Linked DNA regions of Mus musculus: all the other regions are linked to region 7. Evidence: chromatin loops called from intact Hi-C (ENCODE). Cell type or tissue: heart. All regions are shown on one strand.

The links. Hi-C counts contacts between places; a loop is a spot of excess contacts. Peaks named below come from ENCODE experiments on the same cell type or tissue, not always from the same donor. Only the 100,000 strongest peaks of a DNase experiment are listed, where the experiment ranks them.
Region 1: a loop joins it to region 7, with 3 times the contacts of the local background. A loop is called at or near these places in 35 of 42 quality-filtered maps.
Region 2: a loop joins it to region 7, with 11 times the contacts of the local background. A loop is called at or near these places in 35 of 42 quality-filtered maps.
Region 3: it touches region 7 in a loop (6-fold over the local background); 4 of 42 quality-filtered maps call a loop at or near these places.
Region 4: a loop joins it to region 7, with 5 times the contacts of the local background. A loop is called at or near these places in 9 of 42 quality-filtered maps.
Region 5: it touches region 7 in a loop (5-fold over the local background); 3 of 42 quality-filtered maps call a loop at or near these places.
Region 6: it touches region 7 in a loop (8-fold over the local background); 35 of 42 quality-filtered maps call a loop at or near these places.

Annotation. Positions count from the first base shown.
Region 1 is chr5:45,518,082-45,522,081 of GRCm38, reverse strand. It overlaps Med28 (mediator complex subunit 28), which reads right to left and starts at 1,853. Exons shown (of 4, transcript NM_025895.4): 1 at 1,598-1,853. The coding sequence starts at 1,756. In heart, no CTCF peak of the experiment used is centred here; a DNase peak (open chromatin) is centred at 1,811; H3K4me3 peaks cover 1,733 bases; H3K27ac peaks cover 1,257 bases.
Region 2 is chr5:45,533,035-45,537,034 of GRCm38, reverse strand. Fam184b (family with sequence similarity 184, member B) reads left to right here. Exons shown (of 16, transcript NM_021416.3): 13 at 2,765-2,882. Among named protein-coding and RNA genes, the nearest start is that of Med28, 15 kb to the right of the region's middle. In heart, CTCF peaks have their summits at 2,024 (motif pointing left) and 2,555; a DNase peak (open chromatin) is centred at 2,524; H3K4me3 peaks cover 435 bases.
Region 3 is chr5:44,222,892-44,226,891 of GRCm38, reverse strand. Tapt1 (transmembrane anterior posterior transformation 1) reads left to right here and starts at 286. Exons shown (of 14, transcript NM_173764.3): 1 at 286-478. The coding sequence starts at 289. In heart, a CTCF peak has its summit at 2,437 (motif pointing left); a DNase peak (open chromatin) is centred at 191; H3K4me3 peaks cover 1,550 bases; H3K27ac peaks cover 1,495 bases.
Region 4 is chr5:46,345,337-46,349,336 of GRCm38, reverse strand. It overlaps the pseudogene Gm7931. Among named protein-coding and RNA genes, the nearest start is that of Gm40298, 410 kb to the right of the region's middle. In heart, a CTCF peak has its summit at 1,742 (motif pointing right); no DNase peak of the experiment used is centred here.
Region 5 is chr5:44,278,022-44,282,021 of GRCm38, reverse strand. No RefSeq gene overlaps it. Among named protein-coding and RNA genes, the nearest start is that of Gm40296, 26 kb to the left of the region's middle. In heart, a CTCF peak has its summit at 2,158 (motif pointing right); no DNase peak of the experiment used is centred here.
Region 6 is chr5:45,472,123-45,476,122 of GRCm38, reverse strand. No RefSeq gene overlaps it. Among named protein-coding and RNA genes, the nearest start is that of Lap3, 19 kb to the left of the region's middle. In heart, a CTCF peak has its summit at 1,722 (motif pointing left); no DNase peak of the experiment used is centred here; H3K27me3 peaks cover 828 bases.
Region 7 is chr5:45,666,699-45,670,698 of GRCm38, reverse strand. It overlaps Ncapg (non-SMC condensin I complex, subunit G), which reads right to left and starts at 774. Exons shown (of 21, transcript NM_019438.1): 1 at 566-774. The coding sequence starts at 676. 1600023N17Rik (RIKEN cDNA 1600023N17 gene) reads left to right here and starts at 991. Exons shown (of 1, transcript NR_073433.1): 1 at 991-1,998. In heart, a CTCF peak has its summit at 2,185 (motif pointing right); a DNase peak (open chromatin) is centred at 908; H3K4me3 peaks cover 2,064 bases; H3K27ac peaks cover 1,762 bases.

The DNA.
Region 1 (4,000 bases), 150 kb after region 7:
CTACAGTGGAGCTTGGCAAGCTTTTCAGAAAAGTAACTGATGTTACTATCCACTCTTCAGCCACTGTTATTTCTACCAACAGCTCTGCCTGTGTGATTCAGCACTATAGTCTAAGTACTTGGGATACCATTTGGCATTTCATAAGTAACAGGTGTCTGTATAATAAGTGGTGTCATGCGGATAACCAAATCCCAAAGAGGGAGTTTTGAAAGGGTGCCAACCGAGCTGTACATGTGAGTGCGCCACAGGGGCACAAGCAGCCCTCAGACAGACAAGCATGACAGCAGCTGACAGAGGAACACAGTCTGAGAACAGACCCCGACAGCCTTGAGCAAGCACCGAAAAAAAAACCACAAAGACACAGAACCAAATTTAGGTTCCGAACACAAGTCAAAACTACACCCAAAGTTCCTCTCAGAAGCAATGAATCCTCCTGGCTAGCTCCAGATCTGATGGATGGAAACAGTCAAAGGATTTCCCACTCCTGTAACAGCTCGACCAACCAGACTGCCTATTCTGTGTACGGTAAAAGTTAAGTCTTGTTGGACTTTTGGGGCGTGAGCATGATGTGCAGATTTCAGAAAACCTATGGCCCACAAAGCTTGGGGGCGGGGGGGGGGGGGGCTTCACCAACGGCAGTAGGCCATGCAGACTTAAAAAAAAAAAAAAAACCAAACCTAACTGCAAGCCAGGCAGTGGTGCTGCACTTGTTCAATCCCAGCACTAGGGAGGCAGAGACAGTTGTGTGTCCAAAGTCAGCCTGGTCTACAGCGCTTGTTCCAAAACAGCCAGGGCTACGCTGAGAACTTGTCTCAAAACAAAACAAAACAAAACAAAAAGACAAAAACTAACTTCAGAAACTTTAGTTCCTGCTGCACCTCCCAGCCCACCCCCCCCCCCCATCCTTTGAAAAACATTTAAAGCATGGACCTTTATGGACAGTCAGTCTTACGGAGGTTAAAAACAACGCGTGCCCTTCTATTAAAAGCCCAGTATTTTAGGACTGGTGCGATGGCTAATCCGGTAAAGATGTTTGCCACCACACCTGAGTTCCATCCCTGCATCCAAGAGTGGATGGACCCAAGCGTTCTACTAAGGTTTCCTCCCACAGTGAGAACTCAACTTATGCCAACAAAGAGCATTTACCAAATGAATAGAAAGCGAAAGCCAGAGAAGTCAAGGGATGGCACCCAAACAAGCTAACAGGTAGGCAGGTGCCAGGGGCCATTGGAAGGTCTACACAGAACACTAGAGAAAAACAGGAAAAGCGTCCAGTATGTGACCTGGAAACTCAGAGGACCTCAGCCGAGTGGGCCCGCTCCAGGGAAGACCAGATCCTACTAGACCCGCAGGGGATCCAACGAGCCCCGAGGTGGATGGGAGTTGGGCGAACTTCAAGGCCACGGTCTCCAGAAATGTCGCGGTTGCGGGGGCAGACCTGAGACGACCGGCCACAGGTAGTACCCAATCTACGGCAGGCGACTTCCATTCTCCGGTGCCCCGCCTCTACTAAACGCCGGGACCGAGAAAGGAGTTAACCTGCGCGCCTTCCGCACGCCTGTGAGGGCTGCACAGAGACGCCCACATCTCGGCTTACCTCGAAGGATGACTCCAACTCGTCCACCAAAGTGCTGTTAGATGGTCTCGGGGCCCCAGGGGCTGCTTGCAGAAGCGACGCCTGGCCTGGGAGCCCGGGCGGCGGCGGCGGGGGACCTGGAGGCTGCCCAGTGAACATCCCTCCCAGGGACGCCGCCATGTCTGCAACGGCGGGCGGAAACGACACCGGGCCTGTGTGCGCAGGCGCGGGCAGCCTGATCACGTGGCAGGCCTGGTCACATGACGGGCAGTTCGCCTATTCGCCCGGAGAAAGGATTTACCATCATCCTTGTTTCTGTGCGGTCTGCCCAATTTATAGCCGACCTGGGTTTACTCTTTTTTGACCTAAATACTAAATGCTGGGACTGGTTTAAACCAGTCACTTGCAGAGACCGAACAAGGGCGCTGGCCTCCCTGCCTCCAGCCAAGCCCTTGGGCTGTCCCTAAAGACCTTAGCCGAGTCTTTTCTGCGCTCCTTTAGAAAAATGAGTCATCAGTTCATTCTAGGGTGATTAAGGGCTTGAGATGTACCAAATGCCAATCTAGTCACTTGTTCTGGCTGGAACAACACAAGTTCCCTCTAAATTCTGGCGTGAGGTGACATCCTGAAGGATACCAGTGTTCCTGGCACTTTTCTAATCGTATATGATAACACCGGAGGGAAAGTGACTGCATCTGTTTTCATAACGGCTTTAATGTTTGCCTGTTCACTAATTCAGAAGCCAAATAGCCTTGTTGTCGTCGTTGTTGTTTAATTTTACAACACTTAAAAAAAAAAGAAAAATTATCAGCTGACCAAGTTTTCGCCGAAAGATTTCCTTGCCCTAGACAGAGGGTAGGGAATAAGTGACAGGAGACAGGATGAAGGAGAAGAGAAGGATGGGGAGTGGTATTTGTCACTGGAGGATAAAAGACTGCCTCTAGATAGAGAGGAGACAGATGCGGCACATAGTAAAATGGACATTTATAATGGTATAAAGGGAACCCCTGTGTTAGAATGATGTGTTCAATTTTAGTTGGACAAGTTAATTAGGTGAGCCAACGGGGACTTTTCATTGCTGGACTTCAATACGATGATATCTTCACCTTGGTAGTCAGCCTCAGGAAGTGGCCAAATAAGTGAACAAACCTCGGTGGCTAGCTTTAGGAACACAATCTAACAGTTCTTAGTAAAGCAGAGGAAATGGAGGAGCCGAACAAGGATTGCCAGAGCCATGCTCAAGTGGACTAGTGTCCCTTCAACTTAACTGAGTCCTTCTAGTTTCCAGATAGGCATGTTTAATAATCTAGACATAGTAGTAAATACCCCAAATAGGAAGAAAAACCTCATAAATACATACAGCATTATTTGTAGAGATAAGTACTGAGGGAAAATGCTTGGGAGTGGACAGCTAAGTGCTCTTTGATGTGGAGGGCCTCTCTAAAGAGATCTCATTTGGAATGAAAATTTAAATGGAAGACCTTTCTAGAAAAAAAAACCTAAAGAAATACTTTGCGGGGTTAGTCAGGTTTTAGTTATCTATATGCCCAACATCCAGAACTCTGTCTAGCAAATATAGAGAAACACTTGTTGACTGAAAAATAAGCGCAGAGGCTTGAGCAGATGGCTGAGCTCGGGCTGGGAAGGCTGCATCTCAGCACTGGATTGGCCCAGGCTGCAGTGGGCCCATGGCAGCAGTTTCTTGAGTCTGACACTTAACTAACTTGTCTCAACCATGCTCTGAGCACAGATGAGGAGGTGCTGGGTCTATGTATGTGTGAGGTGGATACCATCAGAACTGTTCACATTCATTCTGGCATTATCTTGCAACGTTGTGACAAAAGAAAGGACCATGTAGAGATTTCTTCAGAACAGTCATCTGTTGCAGGATATTTGATCACATTGTGAACAGTGAGGCTGTGTTTCTAGTTGTTGTGTGGCTCAGCCTTAGCACACACCTTTAATCCCTCTGGCTGGAATACAGACATGCCCTTTGGACACACCTTTAATCCTAAATAATGAAGGTAAAGTTAGTTTGTAAGTGATGTCTAATTGAGACAAATAAATGAATCAGAGAAAGATTTTGACAGAATAGGATGAGAAGAGGAAAAGGGAAGCTACTTAAGAGAGCAGTGCAGGGAGGGGGGGAGAGGGAGAGGGGAGGGGGAGAGGGAGGGGGGAGAGAGGCAGTTTACCAGGAGAGTTTTACACAGGTTGAAGAGAGAACAAGCTAGATAGACACAGGTAAATACACAATGAGCCAGAGAATGAGAAGGAACCAGAAGAATTGAACAGATTCCTAGAGTTAGTATTAGGCAAAGCAGAACAATTCGGGAGAGGCTGAGAGAAGGAAACCTGAATGAATCAGTCAGCCTAGAGATGAGTTTGAGCCAGAACAGCTGAGTTGAACCAGCCAACAGAACT
Region 2 (4,000 bases), 130 kb after region 7:
CTGCTGTGTGAGAAACAGTTTTCCTTGCAGTCATCCACTGCTTCAGGAACTTACAGTCGTTCTGCCCCCACCCTCCACTCCTTCTGCAATGATTTCCGAGGAGGGAGTATAGCAGTCTTTCTTTTTTCTTCCCTTTAATTAAAAATATTTTTCTTGCATAATATGCATGGTTACAGCTTCCCCTCCCATGGATCCTCTCAGTTTCTCCCCACATCCTCTCCCATCCAGATCTGTATCTTTTCTGCCTCATTGGAAAACAAATCGGCTTCTAAGGAGTAATAGTAAGTTATAATATAGTATAGTAAGAAGAAACAAAAGCTAACACTACAGGTTTGCACAAAACAAACAGAAGAAAAAGAAACCAAGGAGAGGCACAAGGAACAGGTCGACACAGAGGCCCGCTTGTTTGCACTCAGGAAAGCCTTAAAAACACTAAAATGGAAGCCAGAATATACATGCAAAGGACCTGTAGGGGATAGAGAGAAAGAGATGGAAAAATATATATATGGAAAGGAAAAGTTTTAACACAACATTATGAGATGAGGAACTTCCAAAGATGCCACTGAGTGCATGATCTGTTGGCATCTCCTGCTGGGCAGGCAGCCTACCCTTAAGAGTAGTTTATTTCCCAGTGAGACTCCCTTGGAGATAACTAAATTTTCATTTGCAAGTGGTTATCAGTTGGAGATATCTTCTGGGTCAGAAACTGTGGCCTCCTTTCAGCTTTAGGACACAGTCTGGTACTGTGAGTCGGGCAGGCCCTGTCTGCCTCTGTCTCTGTGTGATCAAGTATGCATCGATCCTGTAGATAGAGAGGACCTTGTTTCCCTGGTGTCCTCTATCCACTCTAGCTCTTATATAATCTTCCAGCCTTCTCTTCTGCAGGTTTCCCTGAGTCTACAGGGGACTTGATGGAGATGTTCCATTTAGGGCTGAGTGTTCAAAGGTCTGTCACTCTCTGCAGAATATCTGTACTTATTTCTATATGCTATAGGAAATAGGAAGCTTCGCTGATGATGGTTGAACAAGGCACTGATTTATGAGTATAGTAAAAATGTCATATGGAGTCATTTTACTGATACCTTGTGCTCTGGGGCTATCTAGTCTTAGTTTTGGCCATCCAAGCAGTATAGGTTATGGGTTCCATCTCATGGCGTGGGAGTGAGCCGTAAGCCAAATCATGTATTAGTTGGTTACTCCCACAAGCTTCATACCACCACTGAGCTCTTGTGTCTTATGGTCAGGGCACCACTGTAGATCAGAGAGTTTATGACTGGGTGTGGTGCTTGTTTCTCTTTTGGTAGCATGCAGAATACCAGAGACACTAGCATGTAGGGTGAAGGCTGCATGTAGGCACCAGCTCAACATCTCCGTGTTCAGTGAGTTGTGTCGATGTTGTCTTCAGCAGCGGGGCTTTGCTATCCGTTTGTAGAGAGCATCTATAGCTGTCTCATATTCTCTGCACTTCAACTGGTTGTGGGTCTCTGTGTTAGTTGCTATTTACTGCAAGTAGAATCTTCTCTAGTGTGAATTGAGAGATGCATTGATCTATAACGATTTATTTTCATTTATGTGTATGTTGGTAAAGGGCCAGAAGCAGCTTTCTTGTGGTTGCTGGGTAATAGTGAAACTAAGAAAAGGGATGATTGACAGGGAGACCAGTTAGGAGATGACATCGAGATCCATGCCGAAAGGTAAAACCTCTTCCCCGTGGTTATATAGTAGAAAGTGAATTTAAGAGAAATGCTCTTAAAAACCAGTCTTGACCTCAAACAGTTGTAATGTGTTGTGCCCAGAACCACAGGCATATAGTTCATAAGAAGGAGATGAGACATGAGGATCACAAGCCAGAAAGGGCTGTCAGATGAGTTCATGGGCAGAGCAGTGAAATTCTATCTCAGGATAAAAAGTTTTAAAAAACAACAAAACAAAACCCTATGGATATTAGCTCAGTGGTATGGTAGAGTTTATTCCCTAGCACTGACAGAAAGACTGCAGAGAAATGTGTCAGGCAAGCGCCACCCAGTGGGCACTTGCCACGCGCCTCTCAGTCTTGTGCCAGTCAACCCTTACCTCCTTGATTCCACAACCAACCACTTTATAAAGTGCTCACTTTACAAAGAAAGGAACTGCTGGGAGTGGTGGCACGTCGTGGCACATGGCGGCAGAAGCAGGTGGATTTCTGTGAGTTCTAGGTTAGGCTGGTCTATACGATAAGGCCAGCCTGAGCTACATAGTGAGGCTCTGTCTCACCTGCACCACCACTCTCCTCCCCCGCCCTTCCCCGCCCCCCCCCCCCCCCCAATAACAAACTTTGGCTCCAGGAGACGTGGTGTGATCAATAAGGCAAATAACTAAAGCGCAGCAGAGCCAGGATTAGAAGAGAAGTGGAGGTAGAGTTTTCTCATCTCAAAGTCCTCACTTGCCATCAATCAATAGCCATAGCCCCTCCCACAATCGCCACCCTGTCTTTCACAGCGGCTCCTGAAAGACAAACTCATGCTGTACTCTATGCCCCCGCCAGATGGGGCAAGAACCGCATGGGCATCAGGGGATCCTGAGGGTCCAGGGTCGGGTAGGGCTCTTGTTACAGAGCCATGCCTTGTCCCGGAAGCTAGGCTGCATGCAGAATCTATGTGCACACTCCTGAGAGAACTGATGGGAGCCAGACCAGGAGTAGGGGCTTGGGTGGCCATCCTAAACACACAGTCTCCCACCTGCCTATTGAGAAACCTCTGTAGGACTGACTGCATTCTTTAAACAGGCTAAAAGAGTCTGGAGAGAAGGCAGGGAAAGGAACTTCGCGGCCTGAGGATCTGCAGCTCATAGGCCGCCTGCAGACACGGCTGAAGGAGAGAGAAGACATCATCCGGCAGCTAACGGTGAGGCCTTGGCTCACAGTCAGGGTGTTGGCTTTGAACCTGACATTTCTATAGCTACCTAAACATTGTCTGTCGATCTTTCATTATTTCCTCCTATTACTAAGAAGTACTCATACCAAAGACACTGGCAAAGAAAAAAAAAAAAAAAAAAGCCATCCTATTCCCAAGTTTAACAGCACTTGTTTGATGTTGATTCCATTTTTCATCCTACAAAATCTGATAAAAATCTGTTTACTTACCTTGGAATTTTAATAGAATTATTCAACTTTACCATTGTTGATCATCCTTTTGTAAGTTCAACCATTCATTTTCTAGTTAGCAAAGCCATTCCCTAGACCCCTTGAAGAATTATTTCCAACACCTTTAGTTCTGTACCTCAAAACCGTCAAGACTTGATGCTCTTCCTTAGGGATCTCTCTCCCCTTGGTCTGTCTTTGACTCACAGAATTATATTAATAAGGAATAACTGCTCCTTTGGTAAGTACTGGAAGATATTATTATTGTCTTTTTTAAAATATATTTGTATTTAAGGGTGTGTGTGTGTACCACATGTATGCAGGTGCCTTTGGAGGCCCAAATATGTTGTCCGATCCCCTTGAGCTGGAGAGTTACAAGCAGTTATGAACTGCACTAGGAATTCAACCTGGGTCTTCTGGAGAGCAGTAAGCGCTATTAACAGCCGTGCTAGCTCCAGCCCCAGTTATGATTATCTTTAAACAAATAACTGCTCGGGTTAAGAGCACCTGCTGCTCTTGCAGAGGGTCCAGGTTCAGTTCCTGGCCCCCACATGGTGGTTCAGTCCTTAGCACCAAATCAAACGTGGTAGCACATGCTTGAAATCCCGGCACTTAGGACGTCAGAATCAGATCAGACGTTCAAGGCTATGCTCGCTCATCCTTGGCTAAATAGTGTGTTTGAGGCCAGCTTGGAATACCTGAGACCCTGTTTCAAACAACAGCAAGGGAGAGAAAGGTTGAAATGTTTGAATATGGGAAGAGGTTTTTTGTGTTTTGTTTTGTTTTTTGGGTTTTTTTTTTTATTCATTATTTTAACTTTTGTACTAGCTTTTCCTTTTAGGTGCTCAGTGTAGTTAGATGTTTTCACTTGCTAAGGCACTG
Region 3 (4,000 bases), 1.4 Mb after region 7:
CCGTCCCCCACCGCGCGACCCGGCGGCATGGAGCCCGGCGCGGCGCCCCGGTCCGCAGAGCCCGCCGCGCGCCACGGCGACGGCAGGAAGAAGATGGCGGCGGCCGTGGCGGCGGCCACCGCGGCCTCCCACGCGCCGCTGACGCCAATGGCGCGCGCCGGCCGGCGGGCTACGGATGGCGGCTGCCCGGGCGAGGGGCGGGGCGAGGCGGCGAGGGGGCCGGCGGGAGGCGGAGGCCGGGCGGGCGGCTGGAGGGAGGTGGCGGGGACAGTGTGTGGCTCTCGGAACATGGCGGGCGTCTGCGACGCGGCCGCCCCGGGAGAAGGCGGCGGTGGCGGCGCGGACGGCCCCGAGCGGACCGGCCGCGGCGAGGCGGAGCAGCCGGGTGGTGGCGGCCATGGGCCCGCGCCCCAACACACCGAGACGCTGGGCTTCTACGAGAGCGACCGGCGGCGGGAGAAGCGCCGCGGCCGCGCAGGTGAGGCGAGCGAGCGAGCGGGCGGGCGGGCGGCACTAGGCCGCGGCGGGCTACCGAGGGGCCGACCGGGCTGTGGTGGCGGGGACGCCAGCGCCTTCCCTCTGCGCGCGGAGCGGCCGCGGCTCCGGTGGCTCCCATGTCCCCACGGCCGGTGACAGCTACCCCGGCGGCTAGTGCGCGCGGCCCGACGTTCCCGCAGCCATCCCCGAGCCAGGTGCGCCCGGGAGATCGTCGGTCCCCGGTCCCCGAGAGTTCGCGACCGGCCTCAACAGTGACAGGCATCTCCCACATCCGAAGGAGGTCAAAAATGGGAAACGCAGGGCTTTCTAGGCGATGTCAATGCCGAGGTGACTCTTCCCCCTATGGTTTTATGCGAAGTTGAGTCTCGGAAACCTGTTAACTTGCCCGCCGAATCCATTTTTCGTAGACTCAGCTGACAGTGTGGTCGTGACCGTGAAGTTCAGCAGTTTTCTCTCAAACAGAAATGTGCGGCACCCCTTAAAATGTTACATGTGGAGTTTTCCTAAACTAAAACTTAAGCCAGAAGAAACAGTTTGTCACACAAGAAAATACGTACCACTTTTAAGCCCTACTGTCCATAAGCTCTGAAGCATACTGTTAAAATATTACAATCCCCTGTGTTCAAGGATCTTATTAAGAACTTTTAACAGCTTTGGTATTTACACTGAAGCGTTCTATTAAGCCCGGAAGCAAAAGGGAAAGTTTTGGCTTGGCCGTTTCATTGGGTATAATAGTGATTGCATTTTAATTCTTGCATCGTAGATCCAAGATCTTGGACAGCAACTTGATGACATTTCTTCCAACTTATTCTGAGCTAATGCAGTGGAATAAGGTCCTGCAGCTTATATAAATACTCGTTCAAGTTATAAGGTTGACTCCATTCACTATGGGTATTGAAATTATAGGAGTCCTAAAAGTCTGTAAGACTGGTGGATAGATCCTGATAGACTTGCTAATTCTCAGAATTGGACATAGAGTTTTGCATCAGTCTCCATATCTTTGAAAACTCAGGCACCAGCTGTGTGCCTTGTTTGTTTGGTTTTTTTTTTCCCCCTTTATTTTCTATTTGGTTTAGTTGTCAGTTAAACACTTGCTTGCAGGAATGTTTGCTTTCTAAATTGGCAATACCTAAGTAAACCAAAGTCTTCAATCTCTCAGCCGCTTGTTCACTTAGACTTGACTAGGGCAAGCAAATAGATGCGACCAGGTTTCACTACGGTTTCTTTGAAATCTTTTCAAGCTTCAGGAAAGCCTTTATGTTGTTTGCATGAAGAAAGACAATGAAGCTGTGCAGAGCCTTTGGTGAACACAGACCTTGAACTTCTGAAGTGAAGTGCATTTATTCTTCCCTGGTACTAACACAGACCTTGAACTTTTGAAGTAGTGAGCACCCCTGGGCTGAGCTGGATACTTGGACTTGTATAAATTTAACATCATAGCACACACTCATTCATCACAGAGGCAGTGCACTGAGCATCATATACTTAACAGGTTTAAACCTGGATTTTCAACCTGCAGTGGCAGAAAGTCCTTACTAGGGAGCCGGCATGAAGCCGTGGCTATTGGGGTGGCCCTCCTTGTTTCCATCAGTCTTGTATGAGGGAAAAGATAGTGGTTACTCCCGCTTTGGTAGATGGCATTAGGGATCTAGGCAGGCATCCCAGGAACATTTCAGAAGTACCAGCCAGTGGTTTTCCTGTGTGGACTCGGTGTGAACCACCTTCTTCTGACCCCTGGTGTCTGTTCTAAGAGCCAGGAAGCTCTCACTGTTGCTGATGCATGTCTACCTGTGACTGGGTCTGCAGTTGGCCACGGCATCCCCACTCACTTAGAAATCCAGGCGTTCTTTTTGTTCACCCCCAAGTGCTTCTCTCTTCTGCTCTGTTTTCTTTCTTTGCCTCCTTACCAAGAAATAGAAAACGGGTTGTCTGGGCCAGAGGGCACCACCTAGTGTCAGACTGGAAACATCTTTCTCAGTCATTTATGTCACTAAGGTATTAATCGTCCATTCTCTGTAAAGGTTCCTGTGTACTTGCCCTGTCGTCCCCTCTGCAAGCTGGGGCAGTCTGTGCCGTTCCTTTTGGAAGTCATAATCTTAGTGTCTTGATGGCCTTAACCATCACTTAGTTCCAATGTCCCTTTTATCATTTTCCCCAAGGCGTTCAGAGCTCCTTTATAAGACATTTATTGGTGGGTCCTAGCAGTTTAGTATTCTCTTTACATGAGCATAGAGTAAGGTACTTATCCACACTTGGAGTAAAATAAAATGCTGTAGTGTTTAATGTTCATCCTAATTTATCTGCTGAGGAAAATATGTAAATATTTTATATTTATACAGCTATACATACGACATGTATTCATCTATATCAGTTATATTTGCTTTTTGTTTCTTTGCAGACTGCTATCATTTGATCCTCAGCAGCATTTTTTTTAATGCATGAATTGTGTGACAAATACTAGTACTTTCACCTTAACACAGTTAGAGCTGGATGCCGGTTCATCCCGGTGTGTGGTGACTGAGCTGGAACTCTGGGAAGAGTGCTCGCCAAGAACTGCGCTCTCACCGTGCTCTTAACATTACTGCCATGTCACGTTGCATTTTTCGACATAGATCAGATTAAGCAATGCCTGTCATCCGGTTCCTGCGTTTTCCCCTCTTGACTCGTCTGCAGGGTTCTAGGTGAAAGATTCTGCATAGCCATGTATAGCTCTAGCAGTCAATGAGGAGCAAGTCCATGTCGGACTAAGAATACGGAACTCTGTCTTCTTAACTTGGTTCTGTTGTTGAACTTCGTAGACTGCTTGCTTAATCCACTTGGCTCTGCTTCATCGAGCCAGTACTAAATAAGTCTCTAACTTAGTTGTCTTCCTCTCCGTGGAGACCTTGGTGTAAGATAAGCATGACATCTTCCCATGAGCATGAAACAGCTCCCTGTAAGGCAAGCGCAGGAGGTGAGCAGATAAGCATTGCTTGTAAAGTGAGAGGCCTGATGTCAGGTGTGGCCACCGTGCTGTTTGTGGTGGAACAATGCCGTCACTATTGTTCTCTTTGTAATGATGACTTGACTTCTGGAACTCAACTCTTGTCTGATTTGTTTCTCTCCTTGCCTTTACACATCTTGCTGTATCTCCAGGAGAAGAAAGAAAACCTGAAACCCAGAAAAGCTAACTGGTTTTCTGTTGGCAGTTCCCACAGAGATTGTCAATGGAATTCAGACAATTCCTATTCCTTGCATTCTACTGTCTGTGGATTTGAAATTTTAAGCCAGCTGGAGGATTATTGACACATCACACTGTTAATCCTTTGCTTTGTTAGCGTTAAGATGTGCCTTCCATTTGGAGACCTTCTTCTGTCTCTAAGCGTATGACTGCTCTGCTCTTTACTATCCTAAAGGAGACCATAAATGGTTTTTAAAGGGTGGGAGGCAGAAGTAAGAAGATCCTGAGTTCAAGGCCAGCCTGGGCTACATGGAAAGCCCATGTCTCCAAAACAACCCAGCA
Region 4 (4,000 bases), 680 kb before region 7:
GTACAAACATACATCACTATATACATTTGTTAATTTTCTTTTTTGTTTAAAATAATATGGAACACTCACCTTGTCTTTACACATATCCCTGCTTTTTATTTTAGAACTTTGTGGGTTTTATATAAAAATAACATGTCTTCACATGGTCACAACAAGATATGCAGTATTAAAGAAAAAACTAGGAATGATAGCTCCAAGAACTACTTGCATTACACTGGGTAAATCACTCAGAGTCATTGTGCCTCTGTGTGTGTGTCTGTGTGTGTGTATGTCTCTGTGTGTGTGTGTGTGTGTGTGTGTGTGTGTATGTCTGTGTGTTTCTGTGTCAGTTGTGCCTTTTAGCTATTAGGAAAGATGCAGGGAAGAGCTGTATGCAAGGTATATAGAGATGTGTTGTCCATCATATGAGCCCTGATATGTTGCTACTCAAACTAATAAGAACTATGATTATGCCAATCCAAACAGAACTATATTTCTGTTAAGAAGCATTCTATTAATGGAGGAAATTGATTTAAAAAAAACCAGAATGTGGTCTTATTTCAAATGTCAAATAGAAGGATGGTGCGTTCGCTTGTAAATTATGCAGCTATGCACAAAATGCATTCGATGGACACAGTGAAACCTGCAGGGTCATCAGGTAGAGCATGAATTCAAATCATCACCTGCACAAAGCAGCAACTACATTCCGCAGCTGAAGGCATTCCATTTTGTATGCTTCAGAGACCAGGGTGATTCCAGCTCCCGATTCTGTTATAATTTATGGTAAATGAGGCATGAATTTGGAGGAATTATTTATTTACTTCTGAAGTGAATCTGTGACCTGTGAATGACCCTATTACTAGTTAATAGTAGGAAAGAATTACTTGTTACTGGAATGAAAGGCAGGGAATATTATCTAAGCACATGATCTAATCTTCACTATTCACACAGTTTAAATTTCTTCCCTAAAGGATCGTGTCAACAATACTCACAAGAAGAGAGAGTGAGATCATTATCATGTAAGAAAGATGAATATGTGGATACCTTTGGATCCAGCACACCTAATTTTAACTCCAGGGTTTATGTATGAGCAGAATCCAAGATTCAGATACACCTCTTAAGCCATTTGCAGTTCTTAAGTATAAATTCAAATATTAAAAATTATGCAAACTAGTATTGGGATAATATTTTACACTTTATGAACTCAATTTTGCAGCAAGTAATTGATGTAATAAGTCAGATTCAAATAGTATATTGGGTACTCTTCTTCGGCACTAATTTATTTAAAAAAAATCAATTATAGGATCAGGAAATTTAAAAATTCACACTAAAGAAAAGGCAGCATTGATTAAGCAGTACCCTAGCGAACAAATCCTATTTTGTTCGAATAAATTTGAAGACACCATTGCACTGAATGTTGCAAATCTCTTAAAGCACGAGTTTCTGAGTCTTCTCCTACCTCAGGAAATAGGGAGGCTTTGGGACTTTTATCCATCCTTCCCAGAGCATAAATCTCTCTCAGCGTTCCGATAATTCAAAACTGCAGTAATTGAATGTAGAGAAGTAACGATTGTTGTCCAAGTACAATTCACTCAGTCTATTGATTCAGCGCTTAGCTGTTTGGCCTAATCACGGTGGTTTCCCTTATCAAGCAAGCGTAGCTAAAGCAGCCCACTGCTTGACCTGTGCCCGCTTGTTAAGGTTTTCTTTCCCTTCGGGCTGGAAGATTTCAGAACGATTTTCTAAAGTTGGCCACACGGGGGCAGCATGACCATGCACTCAAAGGCTTCGGGCCCCTGCAGTTTAAAATTAAGAGTGCAGCATCAATCAACTCAAGCAAACATCCTTTTGTGTGCTATTCTTTGACTTAGGGATGTGCGAAAACGCTGTGTGGTCTGTGAAAACAGAGCTCTGTTTCTTCTGTCCAGATTTCTAGAGGAATATGGGTGCAGGGTGAGAGGTAGTGCTACCCCTAATGAGCCAATTAGTTTGAGTGGCACAAATACCACTAAGGACTTAGAGAGAGAAAGAAAAAAAAAAGCTTCTATGGGAGACAGAGAGAAAATAAACCTAGCTTTAGTTTTAGGCAAAATGGTGCCTGTGTTAAAAAAAAATGTCTCTTTATTTGACTTTCCAATAAAGAAGGAAGAAATATTTGGATTGGTAGTCTCCATTTGTATTCATGACCTCCTTTTTCAGACACATTTTCAGTCACATTTTCATATTAATATACTTGCAGTTTACCCAGCTTGCTAATCTATGCATTCCAAATATCTCACCATATTCCTTTCACCTGCAATTTCATTATGGAGGAAAAGAGCTCTCATATGTCTTATGTATACATATATTTTCCAGTACATGCAAGGATTATCATTTACCTCTCACAGTCATTGTGTATAATAGGTGCTATTGTTTCCATTTTATTAATGGAGGGAAATGACAAGAAAAATTAATTGAATTGATTCAAGTTCCTACAGCTAGTGAGCGGGCAGGACCTGGTGTGTCTGAGATACAAACCCCGTTTCTCTCCTCACACTTATTTCTCATTAAGGACTAATATCTCTCTTTTTTAAAATCAATCTTTTCCTTTCCGCTCATAATTGTTCAGTTTTATTTTTAACTCATGCACTGAAAAGAATCAAGAAAGAAGCAGGAAATAAGTGCTAACCTTAGTGTGCAGGTAAGATTCAACATCTAGTGAGATCTGCTCACAAACCAGTAGATACTGATGTGTAGAATATGGAAGGGTGTATACAGTGACTATAACAGGTATAATTTATGTCTCCTCACTTTTATTTTAACTAACAAACAAATGTATATTTTTCAGTTACGAATCACATATTAGCAACAATAACATGATTGGATCTACTTATGATTAGAAAGAATCCTACAAAATAAGGACAAACAGAAAAATCTTTCATATGGTTTATAAAGAAAACCATCAAACAACCACACTCTGATCACTGTACAGCTGTAGCAATAACCAAGTCAGCTAACATCATAAGTTAAGTCATTCTGCTCCCTTGGACATTAGAAATGTCCTGTGGGAACATGGGATCTGCTTGCTATCTGTATGAGATAAAAATTATCTACCTGCTTCAGCCTCTGACCACAGGTTCATCCACACACTTCTTTCTCCAGTTTCTGATTTCTGACGTTACAAGTATTTTCTCTCTAGCCAAGACATTTGCTTCCACCCAGGTAAAGATCAGAGATGGGTATGTGGATGGGTGGGTGGGTAGGTAGGTAGGTAGATAGATAGGTAGGTAGGTAGATAGATAGATAGATAGATAGATAGATAGATAGATAGATAGATAGATAGATAATAGTTGGATAGATAGGTAAGTAGATAGACAGGTAGGTAGATAGATAGATAGATAGATAGATAGATAGATAGATAGATAGATAGATGTATACACACATACATACACACATACATACATACATACATACATACATACATACATACATACACAAATAAAGACAGATAAAAGAAGTGGACAGAGGATGAGAAGGGAGAGAGAACACAACACATATGAGTGGATGCCTGTGTCTGAAGTACTAAACTTTACCTGTAGTCAAGCTGCTAACCAGATGTGTGAAGCTGTGCTCAGCAAAGGAAATTATTTTCACCATGGACCTTTAATTCCCTGCTATGTAGTGCTCTAATCAGAGATATGTCTCCTGTTTGCACCAATACACCATGAAAACCTGTGACATGTCAGTCTTGGGGTTATGCTTCAGTTGTCAATTCATATATTAGGTTTGCTTCTGTTACAGCAACATACATCACAATCAAAAGTCACTTGGAGGAGAGAATGGTTTCTGTTCGATCACAGGTTTCCGCCTATCACCTAGGAAAGCTCAAGTTGAAATCTGGATGCAGGAGCTGACTGGAGCCCACAGGGGAAGGCTGTTTACTGACTTGCTCTCCAAGCTTGCACAGTTACTTTCTTATGAAATCCTAAGCCCACATGTCTGGGTATAGCACCATCCATAGTGGGCTTGTTCCTCCTACATC
Region 5 (4,000 bases), 1.4 Mb after region 7:
GCAGAAGAAGCAATGGTCATGGAAAGGATGCATTGTTAAATAGTTTCCCATGAAAAGACTTGTTCAGTTAATGTCTTAGAATATGATCTTATTTGAGAAGGCAATGTAATCGAGTGCAGATTTGGTCATATTCAAGTAGAATGGGTTAATATCCAATCATACTGACGTCTTTATAAAAAGATGGAGAGATGGCTCAGTGGTGAAGAGCATGTACTGTTCTTCCATGTCCCCAGACACTCCTATAAGGAGACTAACACCTGTCTATAACTCCGGCTCCAGGGAGATCTGATACCGCTAACTTCCAAGGGCACCTGCCTTCCCGTACACAGACTCACACTGGGACACATATAGAATCTTAAAGTTTTTTAAAGAGTAAAAATTAGATGAGACCCCCTAATGCAGCAGAAACACCCAGAAACAAAAAGTAAATACCCAGCCTTGCCATGATGCAGGCAGACATCAGGGTGATAGAGAGATGCAACCATAAGCCAAATAACGCCTGAGGCCACTAAACCTGAGCAGAGGAAAGAAAAACACCTCCCTGGGTGCTTCAGAGAGTATGTGGCCATGAAGATGCCTTGATTTTAGATTGCTGGCCTCCAGACCTATGATAGACTAAATTTCTACTGCTTAAGGCCACTCAGATTGCAGAATTTATATAGCAGCCCTGAGGAAGTTAATGTAGGACGGATGGCAGAAGTCAAGAAACAAGACGGAAAGGACTGTGAGCATCCATAGGTAGAGACGGGGATAGTGCAGACTGTGGGGATGCTGGCGGGGGTGGGCACTATCAGTTTGATGGATACTTACAAGTTTGGATAAGGAAGGAAAGATGATTGCATATTTCTGGCCTGAAGAACTGAGTCAGTTACAGAAGTAAGAAACATCAAAGGGGGAGCAGTTTTAAAAGAAAACAGTACTCTAAGGTTAGGAACTTGCCTAAATAGAGAGGACCATTGCACAGCTGGGTATGTGAATTGGTGGATAAGAAGAACGGTGTAGCCTTGAAATACAGCTGGTCACTAATGCCTAGGGGAGAGAAGATATCATCAGCCTAGTTTCTGAGAAGAAAGAGGTGAGGACTCTCGATGTGTAAGCAAAGGGTAGATGGAATCAGGAAAGAGGGAATGGAAGGAGGACAGAGAGAGGAGGGAGGGGGAGGGGAGAGAGAGGGGGGAGGGAGGGGGAGGGGAGAGGGGGGAGGGAGGGGGAGGGGAAAGGGAGAGGGAGGGGAAAGGGAGAGGGAGGGGGAGGGGGAGGGAGAGGGAGAGGGAGAGGGAGAGAACATGTCCCAGGTAGTCCGAGATTGTGGTAGTTGTATCACATAGAAGTTGTATCACTTAGTCTGTTTAGATTCTGTCTCAAAGTGAGGCCTCAGACTTCAGTCCAAAGTTCCGTGGAAGCCCCTGTTCAGGCAAACTTCTGAAGGCTCTCTGCTATCATTAGGACCAGAAATCTAAGCATATTTCCATTCTTCATGTTTCAGCTAAGTTTCTCCTGTACCCCCCTCTCCCTCCCCCTCTCTCTTTATCTCTCCAGTGTATGTGCACATGAGTGTATGTTGTGCTGGTTTGGCACTGCCAATCTTTCTCACGGAAATCACCTCTCCTGACCAAAATGCTTCGTCCAGAAGTGTGCTATAGAGAGTTGAGGTGTGTGTGCCTTAGCAGTACACTCTCACTGCTGTGTTCAAATATCTAATACGAACAAGAAACAACTTAAGGGACAAGGTCCTATGTCAGTTAACAGTTCAAAGGGCTACAGCTCATCATAGAGGAGAAGGTGTGGAAAGAGGACAAGGAGAAGACAGTTACATTGTGTCTGCAGTCAGAAAAAAATAAAAGAGAAAACAGGGAGCCAAGCTAAGCAAAGAAACCTGATGGCTTAGCTACTACCAGTGTCCTACCTCCTCCAGCTAGACCCCACTTCAAGGCCCATCGTCAGCTAGGAACCAAGTATTCAAACACCTAAGCATTTAGGGAACATTGTGTTTTCAAACCACAACCGGACACAGTTGTGGTTCTGTTGTTTTGTAAGCATCTTAAAGAATATAATTAGGTTAGGAGGGCTGATTTATAATTTATTTTGTGATGTTAATTTTTATAATTATCACTCCTTGGTTATTTAAAAGTTTTACACTTTTTTTAAAGATTTATTTATTTAATATATATAAGTACACTGTAGCTGTCTTCAGACACTCCAGAAGAGGGAGCCAGATCTTGTTACAGATGGTTGTGAGCCACCATGTGGTTTTGAACTCAGGACCTCTGGAAGAACAGTCGGTGCTCTTAACCACTGAGCCATCTCTCCAGCCCCCAAGTTTTATACTTTTTAAAGTGCATTTTTTTCCATTTCAACTGCCTTGTTCAATGTCAAAATGTGTTCATTTCTGGAGGAAGGATGCCAGTTAATAGTTCTATTAAAAAATAAGAATATGGTACTGGGAAGAAAAACTTGAACTATACATGCCTAGATATTCAACATTGCAATATCAATCCTTCAATAAAAGATTTCAGAAATGTTCTAAGTTACTTTATGGTGAGATGTATAGCTTAGAGATGCAAAGAATAAATGTTTACATCGATTTATGTTGAATGTCACAGAATTTCATAGGAAGGAAAGACAGTTTGATATTTAAACAGGATCCTAGCAACAGCATCCGTGCAGAAACATATTGACTTTGTGCTCTTTGCACTCGAGAATAATATCAAATATTCTTCTCTATCAAATTACAGGAGCTTTAAAATGTCATTGTGCAGTCAATCAGAAGATTTTTTTATATAAAAGGTTTAACATCAGTCATTTATTTAAATATTCACTATAAGGATTAATTGCTCTGAATATATTTTATATTTGGAAAGTTTTATAAAAATTTATATTTTAAAATATATTTATTAATTCTTTGGGAAGTTCATAAAGATTATTTTGATTGTATTCACCCCCATGTCCTCCCTCTAACTCTTCACAGATCTACCCTCACCTCCCTCCCCCCCCCCCCCAATTTTATGTCCTCTTGTTTGGGGTTGGGCTGTTTTGTTTTGTTTTGTTTTGTTTTGTTTTGATAATGAGCCTGTAGCTCCTCAGTTAAGAGCAAGGACTCATGAACCCTTTTTTACTTCCTACTTACTTGCAAGCTAGACTACTGTTTGGCATGATTCAGTGCAGGTGGCTGTACACAGAGTGAGTACCACAGCCCTGGCAATACCCAGAAAGCAGGATTTTATTTTGTTCCAGTTCTCTTCCAATACTGGCTTCTACAGTCTTTTTCACTTGCTGTCTTCAGTGATAGTCCCTGCACCTTTGGTAGGGGCTGTGGTACTGATGTCTCACTGTGACTGAGCCTGCACCTTTAAGAGGAGCTATGATGCAGATGTCTTAATGTGTGGCTGAGCCTGAACCTTTAGGAGGGGTTGTGATACAGATGTCTTATTGAGATTGAGCACTTCTGCGCCCCAACCAGTGTGACTTTCTTCATCAGCCAGCATCCACTGCACAAAGAAACTTCTATGGTGAGGTCTGAGAGTTACGTGAATCTACAGGTAGAGAGATGTTCATTTAGGGTGCAATTTGATTCTATGTCCACTTAGTAGAATAATAATAGTAGGTTCCCTCTTGGGACCTGTAAGCTTCTCCACAATGCACCGTTGGGCTAGATTTGCAGTACCAGTCATGTCTCCTTCTGTTCATCTTCAATTCAGTTGAAAGCAATCTGTTTCCCCCATAACATCCACGTCACCATTATGCCAGTGGGAAAACTTTTATTTATACTATATTGAAAGACATCCCAATAATCAAGGTGTTTACAGTAGTTATAAGGCCAAAGAAAAAAGCATCATTAAAAAAAAATGTAGCCTTGTGTGCCTTGCTTTATCAAATACCCAACTTCTCTGGAGGAAAGTCTTATAATTCGCAATTTTAGACACATGGGCAAATTAGAATGTTTTGAGAATATAACTATAGTTCTATATTTTGGTTGTTCCAATATTTGTTCTTCAAATAC
Region 6 (4,000 bases), 190 kb after region 7:
AGCCATAGACAGAAGCAACCACTTCCAGCTAGGCATGGATTCAACCCAAGGAAAAGGGTGTGTGCGCGCATGCATGTGCGAATGGTGTGTATCCGGTAGTGCACACTTGGCACGGGGCAAGCCTGACTATGCTAGAGCACAGGAACATGTCATCTGGCCTCTGAAAAGAGACAGGCTCAGAAAAATAAATAAATTCCACTTTTACTAGTTCCCAAGAAGAATGTAACCTCACACTTCCCTCCTGGGCCCTTGAGATCTGTGGGTTTGGCTGATGTTCTTACTAGAGGAGGCTACTGATCACTTACAGATTTGGGTAATTCTGCACTTATATTGGAACATGCAGGATGAGGGTCGGTCCACCTGAGTTTAGGAATGCGTTCATCACAGGCATCCTTGGTATGGCTCACACAGCACTATCCTCTATACTAGGGCAGTACCTCACAGGTGTGGGGAGACTTAGAATGCCTAACTGCAAGGAGGTACAGTTGTCTATTGGTCCTGTGAAGATACACTTTCTGAGTCTGTAGGACTGGGGTGGCCCTGAGATGCCTTTACATCAAGTTCTCTGCCACCACCACCACAGCCCATCTGCCGCTGCCGCCACTGCTTGCTGCTGCCACTGCTACTGGCTCAAAACCTCACTGAGTAGTGGCCTTGCTTCTTCTTTCACCTTCCCTTTTGCATTTCTTTGCTGTTTTCCTCCTTTGCCCATTTCTTCCCCCCCTCCCACCGTGTGCATGTCTGTCTGTCTGTCTGCCTCTGTCTCTCTCCGTGTGTGTGTGTGTGTGTGTGTGTGTGTGTGTGTGCATGCAGTATTTTGAATACAGTCAAATGTTCAGAGACCAGTGCCTTCCTCTTTCAACCCCTTCCCTTCCCTTCCCTTCCCTTCCCTCCCCTCCCCTCCCCTCCCCTCCCCTCCCCTCCCCTCCCTCTCCCCTCCCCTCTCCCTCCCCTCCCCTCCCCTCCCCTCCCCTTCCCTTCCCTTCCCGAGACAGGATCTCTCAATGAACTATAGTTAATTTTCAAAAGCATTTTTCTGGGACTGGATGTAGCTTAGTGGTGGTTCAGAATTTGGCCAACATGAACAGGGCCTAGTGTTTGGGTCTTATAAACAAAATACTCCTGATAGATAATTCTGAACTTTAACCAGGGCACTTTGAACTTTGCTACTGGAATAAGTTCTTGTGCTTCCGTATTGATTTCCTTACTCTCCCCAAATGATGAAACATATTGACGCATCATAGTAGTTTAGGAAACCGAGAATTTAAGAAAATAAATAAAAATGCAAGCAGTGCTTTAATCTATATTTTTTTCTTTTAATTTTGCATTTTATCAGTTTTGTATTATTAGAATGACAGGAACTCCCCCAAAAGGTGGGCATTTATAGGCAAAATATTGAGCCCTGTCATTTGTCATTATGCCTGATGGATTGTCATTTTAGGTCCCTCTGTTGCTGCAGAAGATCAGAAAGACTTTTGTTACGTACTGATGACGAATAAGATGTCAGATCTCTACAGTCCTTTTTCTGATCCCATGGTCCTGCAACACCCTGAGAAATGACCCCCTACTATACATAGAAATAGTGAATAAAGTGTGAAAATGGTTTTTCTTATTCAGTTGAGACTGGAAAGTGGAAGTTAGCATGTTAGAAATATGATTCAATGTCAACCATCCTGCAACCGAGGAACCAAGGATAATAAATTGATAGGCGATAGTTTGCTTCCCCCTAGTGGTGAAGATGGCTCTGGTACTTGAGTTCCACATGTGTTTAGGACTTGAATTTCTTATGAATTGTTTTGAATTAGTGATATATATTTGTGATGCTGTATCATAGTGCCAAAACCATTTTGCAGCTACTTAACAACCGAATCAATAGTATCTGCGGCAGTCAAAGGTCGTCGTGACCCATCTAATTTCTTTCTGACTCACCATCTCAACTCATGAAACAAATTAATTCTGATTTGCTGCAAAGTAACCTTAAAGAAAGATATGCATGTGATTGTGTTACTTACTGTCCTAGTAGGTAGCTTTGATTGTTACCCTGATGTGCAGTTACCCGAGAAGAGAACTGAACTCAGAACTCTCCTTCCCTACCCTTTTCCTTCCCCAATCAAGCTGGTGTCAGGCATTACTTAGGGGAGGTTTGTTATGCTCTGTCCAGCTGATCAAATTCCAAGGGGTGGCCGTGTTTTCTCATGTTTAGCCAGTTTCAACTTCACTGCAATAACTGTGCCCATCCTTTCTAACTTTAAAAATAAAATCAGCCAAGCATTTTTTCATACCGGCAATTTCTCTGGAAACTCTCTCTCTTGCCCTGGCACATGGTTAGTGCTAATTATTTCATTTTTAAACCTACCACTGGTGGAGCAAGGCTGTGCCAGGGTGGGGTTGGTCCAGTGCCCAACCTTTTGCTATGAGCCAATGAATTATTTGTGCTTCTGCCTCCAAACAATGTCATATTCATCTTTGTATCCTCAGGACCCAGCAGCACTCAAGGGATAGTGTAGTGCTCCCAAGATATGGAGAATAAATCTAAAATAGTTGGATTTAGGAGAGAACAGAATAGGTTCAACACAACACACACCTGATGGTATTACATTAAGACCGTCTTGCTAAAGGACAGGGAGAATAGGGTACAGGGTTCAAGGTTTGGCTGTAGCAAGAGCAGATCAAGCTAATGGTCTGCAAACAAGCTAATTGGCATACAGACTACATTGTTGCAGTCTCTCTGCTTCTAATTATATTCAAAATGTTCCCCCAGCAAGAAGTAAAAAAAACGAACTCACATCTGTTTGAGATCCCCAGGCGCAAGAAGGAGCGGATGGAGTGATAATGAGCCAGGATGTCACTTCTGCTGGGGGAAAGCTTGTTTACTTTGCATTTTGTCACATGAACCCTTTGTGAGGAACAATGACTATGATACCTACCTCTTCTGGGGGAGAAGCCAAGATGAGGGTGCTGACTGCCTTGTCAGCCCTTGCAATGGGTCTCAGTTCCCAAGGGATAAACCCCCATTCAGCTGTGAGAAGTAACAATCAGATCATAAACGGGGCATGGTCATGAGTCACGCTTTGGCTCAGATTCTGTAAACCGATTCCTCTTTAGCAATGGCCAGAACAAGAGATCACAGGAACTGATGGCATTGCCTGATGTGAGACGCCTGGAAATTTCCACTACAGGGGGATGATGTCATGGGACTTGATACCAAATTTAGCCATTAAAGAAATTTAAGGATGAAAACTACATACAAGTGAGAAGTAGATTTGATGTCTTCTTTCATGTGAAGAGACTAAAAATAAGTTCTTGGTGGACCTATAGATGTGGAATACTGTCACAGCTTATCTACATAAATCAAAAGGTTGAGGTATACAGTACTACGCCAATGGATGAGCCTTCAAAGCATTTGGCTGAATGGAAAACTATAACCATAAAGGGCGTACTCTTAATTTTGTATTTCCCTGGAATGCCAAGAATCCTCAGATCTATAGAGACGGCTAGACAATGAGAGAGAAAGGATATGAGGGTTTTTATTTGGGGGTGATGACTATGATTCTGGAAGTGACCAAGTTGTCCCTTTCATTTTGTGTAGTTTCTAATTATATCTTTGCATGTGATCCCTATGGGGTGTATGAATCTAAGTAGAGTTGCCTTCAGAGTCCAGAAGATGTTGGATTTCCTGGAACTGGAATTGCAGGTGGTGGGGAAGTTCCCAACATGGCACCTGAGTGCTGACCTAGAGTCCTCTGCATACACTTAATACTGACTATCATGAGAAAGGTAGTACACTGAAGAAATGTGGCTGTGCCACTCAGTGAATGTCAGCACCACGACGCGCTGGAGGCGAGGGTTCTGTGGGTCTTTTGTAGGATGGGCACAAGTCATTTTGCAGACGTCTGTGCCAAGGATGCAGTCCGAGTCTGAAGGGGAAGAGCAGGAACTCTAAACCGAGGAAGACCCTATTAAGCAGATCTGTATTATTAAAAAATATCAAGGTCATTAA
Region 7 (4,000 bases):
AACAGCTTTGTGTTTATTTTACTTAGGCCTTCCTAGCATCCGTCAATTTCCTTCTGTCATAACTTACACATTTTGCTCCCTACCCTTGATCACTTTTATATGTCCTTAACTTTCCGTGAACTCCAAAACAATGTATCTTCCTCACATTCGCTGTCCAGTAATTCCCCGCCGCTACACTCGACACACAATTGCCATGTACGGGAAAGACTGGGTGCTTATGGTTTCCCTAGCTGGTGAAATGAAGGTGGTTTTAAAGCTTAGGAGTTGGTTGAAACAACTTCATCGATTGCCTGAGATGAACCAGAGACCTCCAAGGAAATAAAGGCGTCTGAGATTCCCTGCGCAGATCAACAAGTCACTGAGGAACTGAGGATAACGGATAACTCCCCGCATCCCCTGGCGGGATGAGGATGGAGAAGACGGGTGACTGCGTGTGGCCGACGCCGGGCGTTCTGCTCACTGGCTGTGGCCGGGAGACCTCGGGCGAGCCTCGGATCCCATCCCTCCGTCGCGGGGCGCGCAAGGGCAGAAGGCGAAGCCCGGAAGCCGAAGCCAGGCCGCTTACCGCGCCGTACGTGCGGCTCAGCGCCACCACCAGCTTCGCCTGGTTCTGGTGCGGCTGCTGCGCCAGCTGAAACGCCTCCTTCACAGAAAGCCGCTTCTTCTGCGCTGCCATGGCGCCGGGACGGGAACTGCCCGAGAGAGACTGTGGTTCGCGATCCGAGGAGGACTCAGTTTCCCGCGGCTTCCGACACCCTAGCCCTGCAAGGCTCCGAGTGACGGGTTAGCGCCAGAGTTTTCAAACAACTATCGCGGGAGGATGAGATCTCGCGAGACTTCCGCCGGAGGGAGGGTCGGAGAGCGGAGACCTGAGGGTCCCGGAGCTGACTCCACCCTCCGCTCCGCCCCGCTGCTGGGACGCCTGGGGTGTGGCCTGCCGCTCTCCCAATAGGAAAAGGTGTTTGTATGGGAGGCATGGGCGGGGCCGGAAGTAGTGCTGTGGAGGAGCGCGCCTGAAGTGGGCGTTCAGCTTTCTGAATTAAACTGGTGGCCTTCGGTGCCTTGCGGGATCTTGTGGTTGGGAGTGAAGGGAGAAAGCGGAGGACTGCCGCAGCGACTGGCTGAGAACGGGTAAATCCCGAGCGAAGGAGTCGTTTGGGAGATGTCGTACGGAGCCCGCCCGGGGCTTGGGGATGTCAAACTTTCCGAGGGCGTCCTGGACGAGGGCCTCCGCAGTCCTTCGGACCCCGTGGGTCCGGGCGGGAACTGCCCGTCCGCGATGAGACAGTCTGGGGGACTGGGAAGAGAAAGGCAGGGTCAGTTTAGGCTGCAGCCGCTTGGAGATGCTCCAGCGTGACGGATGTGCTTGACAAATCTGCCTAACAACTCTGCTAAGCAGAGGAGAACGCAGACAGTATAAAAGGAATTTGGGGGTCTTGACTAAGATCGCGTGCTGGATATATAAAATTATTTCTAAATGCCTCACCTGGGACATAGGACATACCACTCCAAAACCGGGAAACTTACTTGGTGTGTTGCTTGATGACTTGGGAAACATAAATGCAGCCACCTATTCCGTCTGTACTGGAAATCTACATTGGTGACACGTATCAGGAAGAGGGCTGCCTCCAGACTATGTTGTTCTGTAGGTACTCTGGGAATCCCTAGAGGACCTGGGGAGATAATGATTCATGGGTAAAGTGCTTGCTGAACACACATGAGGATCTGAAGTCACATGTGATATTTCACATACAAACACCAGATGTTAACATTTGTATGTAGTCCTAGCACTTGAGGGTGCTGAGAGCCAGACAGTGGATCTTAGGCTCATTGATCTGCCAAAGTAGCAAGCTTCAGGGTGGCTGAGAGCCTTTCTCAAACAGTAAGGTCTAAAGTAATCAGTGAAAACACTCAATGTCTGTCTCTGACCTAAACATGCATGTACCACACATACAAGATAAATAAAACTTTAAATAAATGATAATAAGATGAGAACCAATATGTGTGTGTGTGTCATTTGTTTTTTATGTAAACAGACAAACTAAAACTTAGAACATATTAATATTTTGTGACAATCTGTGACCTTTCATTTTAGGTGCTTGCTGCCTTTATTGTTTTGTTGATTAAAAAAAAAATGTCTCATGAGTATTTTATCTAGTTATTTCAGTATCAGTGAAATATAAGGAATCTGACCACCAGAGGTCAGTATGACTATGTTTTGATTAGAGTTGTGGATTTTAGTAACGAATGTTGTATGGATTTGGTATGCTTTGGACATCGTAATCGTGGAACTTTTCCAATATGCTACATTAAATTCATACAGCATAATCTCATTGTAAAGCTTACATAGTTCTTGACTCTTACTTTTATTCTGTGAGAAAGAACAAATACATATAGGAATAAATTTGTGTCTTTGATAAGCTTAAGAAAATAACAAAAACTAAACAATGTACACCATAAGGTTCTTGGATTCCAAATTTTAGATAAGTAATTCTTGAAAACAACTATACGGGAAAATGTTTAGACTAGATGTGCTTAATTTGTTTTGTATATACATGAAATATAAAAGAAAATAGCAATATAATTAGTGTATGTAAAGTTTGTATGTCTTATACCTCTTGTTGATTTTTTTAACATGCAGACTCTTTGAAATGAAAACAACAAAAATATAAAAAGACAGGAAAATTAAAAGCTAGCCTCTCCTGTCTCAGTTAAATACAGACCTGACAGACTATAACAAAGTACTCTTTTCGAAATGAAGCAGATTATATAAACTAGATTTGAGAACACTTTTATGTTTGTTGCTTAAAGGTAAAGTTAGAAGCATTTTGCCTTCTTTTGCTGTAGAAGCAAATACTCCCTTTATTCCTCTGTTCTTGGAAAGTTGGTGTCTTTATAATATTCATTTATTCTATGTGAGGGTATGGAATACGTAACTGTACTGGCTAGTTTTGTGTCAACTTGACACAGCTGGAGTTATCACAGAGAAAGGAGCTTCAGTTGCGGAAATACCTCCATGAGATACAACTGTAAGGCATTTTCTCAATTAGTGATCAAGAGGAAAAGCCCCCTTGTGGGTGGGACCATCCCTGGGCTGGTAGTCTTGGTTCTATAAGAGAGCAGGCTGAGCAAGCCAGGGGAAGCAAGCCAGTAAAAAACATCCCTCCATGGCCTCTGCATCAGCTCCTGCTTTCTGACCTGCTTTTGCGTTCCAGTCCTGACTTCTTTCAGTGATGAACAGCAATGTGGAAATGTAAGCTGAATAAAACCTTTCCTCCCCAACTGCTTCTTGGTCATGATGTTTGTGCAGGAATAGAAACCCTGACTAACACTGTGGTCTTCGTTCTTCTTGAGTTTCATGTGTTTTGCAAATTCTTAGAATTGGGAACAAAACACCCATGAAAGGAGTTACAGAGACAAAGTTTGGAGCTGAGACGAAAGGATGGACCATCTAGAGACTGCCATACCCGAGGATCCATCCCATAATCAGCCTCCAAATGCTGACACCATTGCATACACTAGCAAGATTTTGCTGAAAGGACCCAGATATAGCTGTCTCTTGTGAGGCTATGCTGGGGCCTAGAAAACACAGAAGTGGATGCTCACAGTCAGCTATTGGATGAATAACAGGGTCTCCAAGGAAGGAGCTAGAGAAAGTACCCAAGGAGCTAAAGGGGTCTGCAACCCTATAGGTGGAACAACAATATGAACTAACCAGTACCCCTCAGAGCTCGTGTCTCTAGCTGCATATGTATCAGAAGATGGCCTAGTCAGCCATCATTGGAAAGAGAGGCCCATTGGTCTTGCAATCTTTATATGCCTCAGTACAGGGGAACGCCAGAGCCAAGAAATGGGAGTGGGAGGGGAGGGGAGGGTATGGGGGACTTTTGGGATAGCATTGGAAATGTAAATGAAGAAAATACCTAAAAAAAAAAAAAAAGAAAAAAAAGAAAGAAAGAAAAAGAAAAAAAGAAGAAACCCTGACTAAGACAAATTGGTA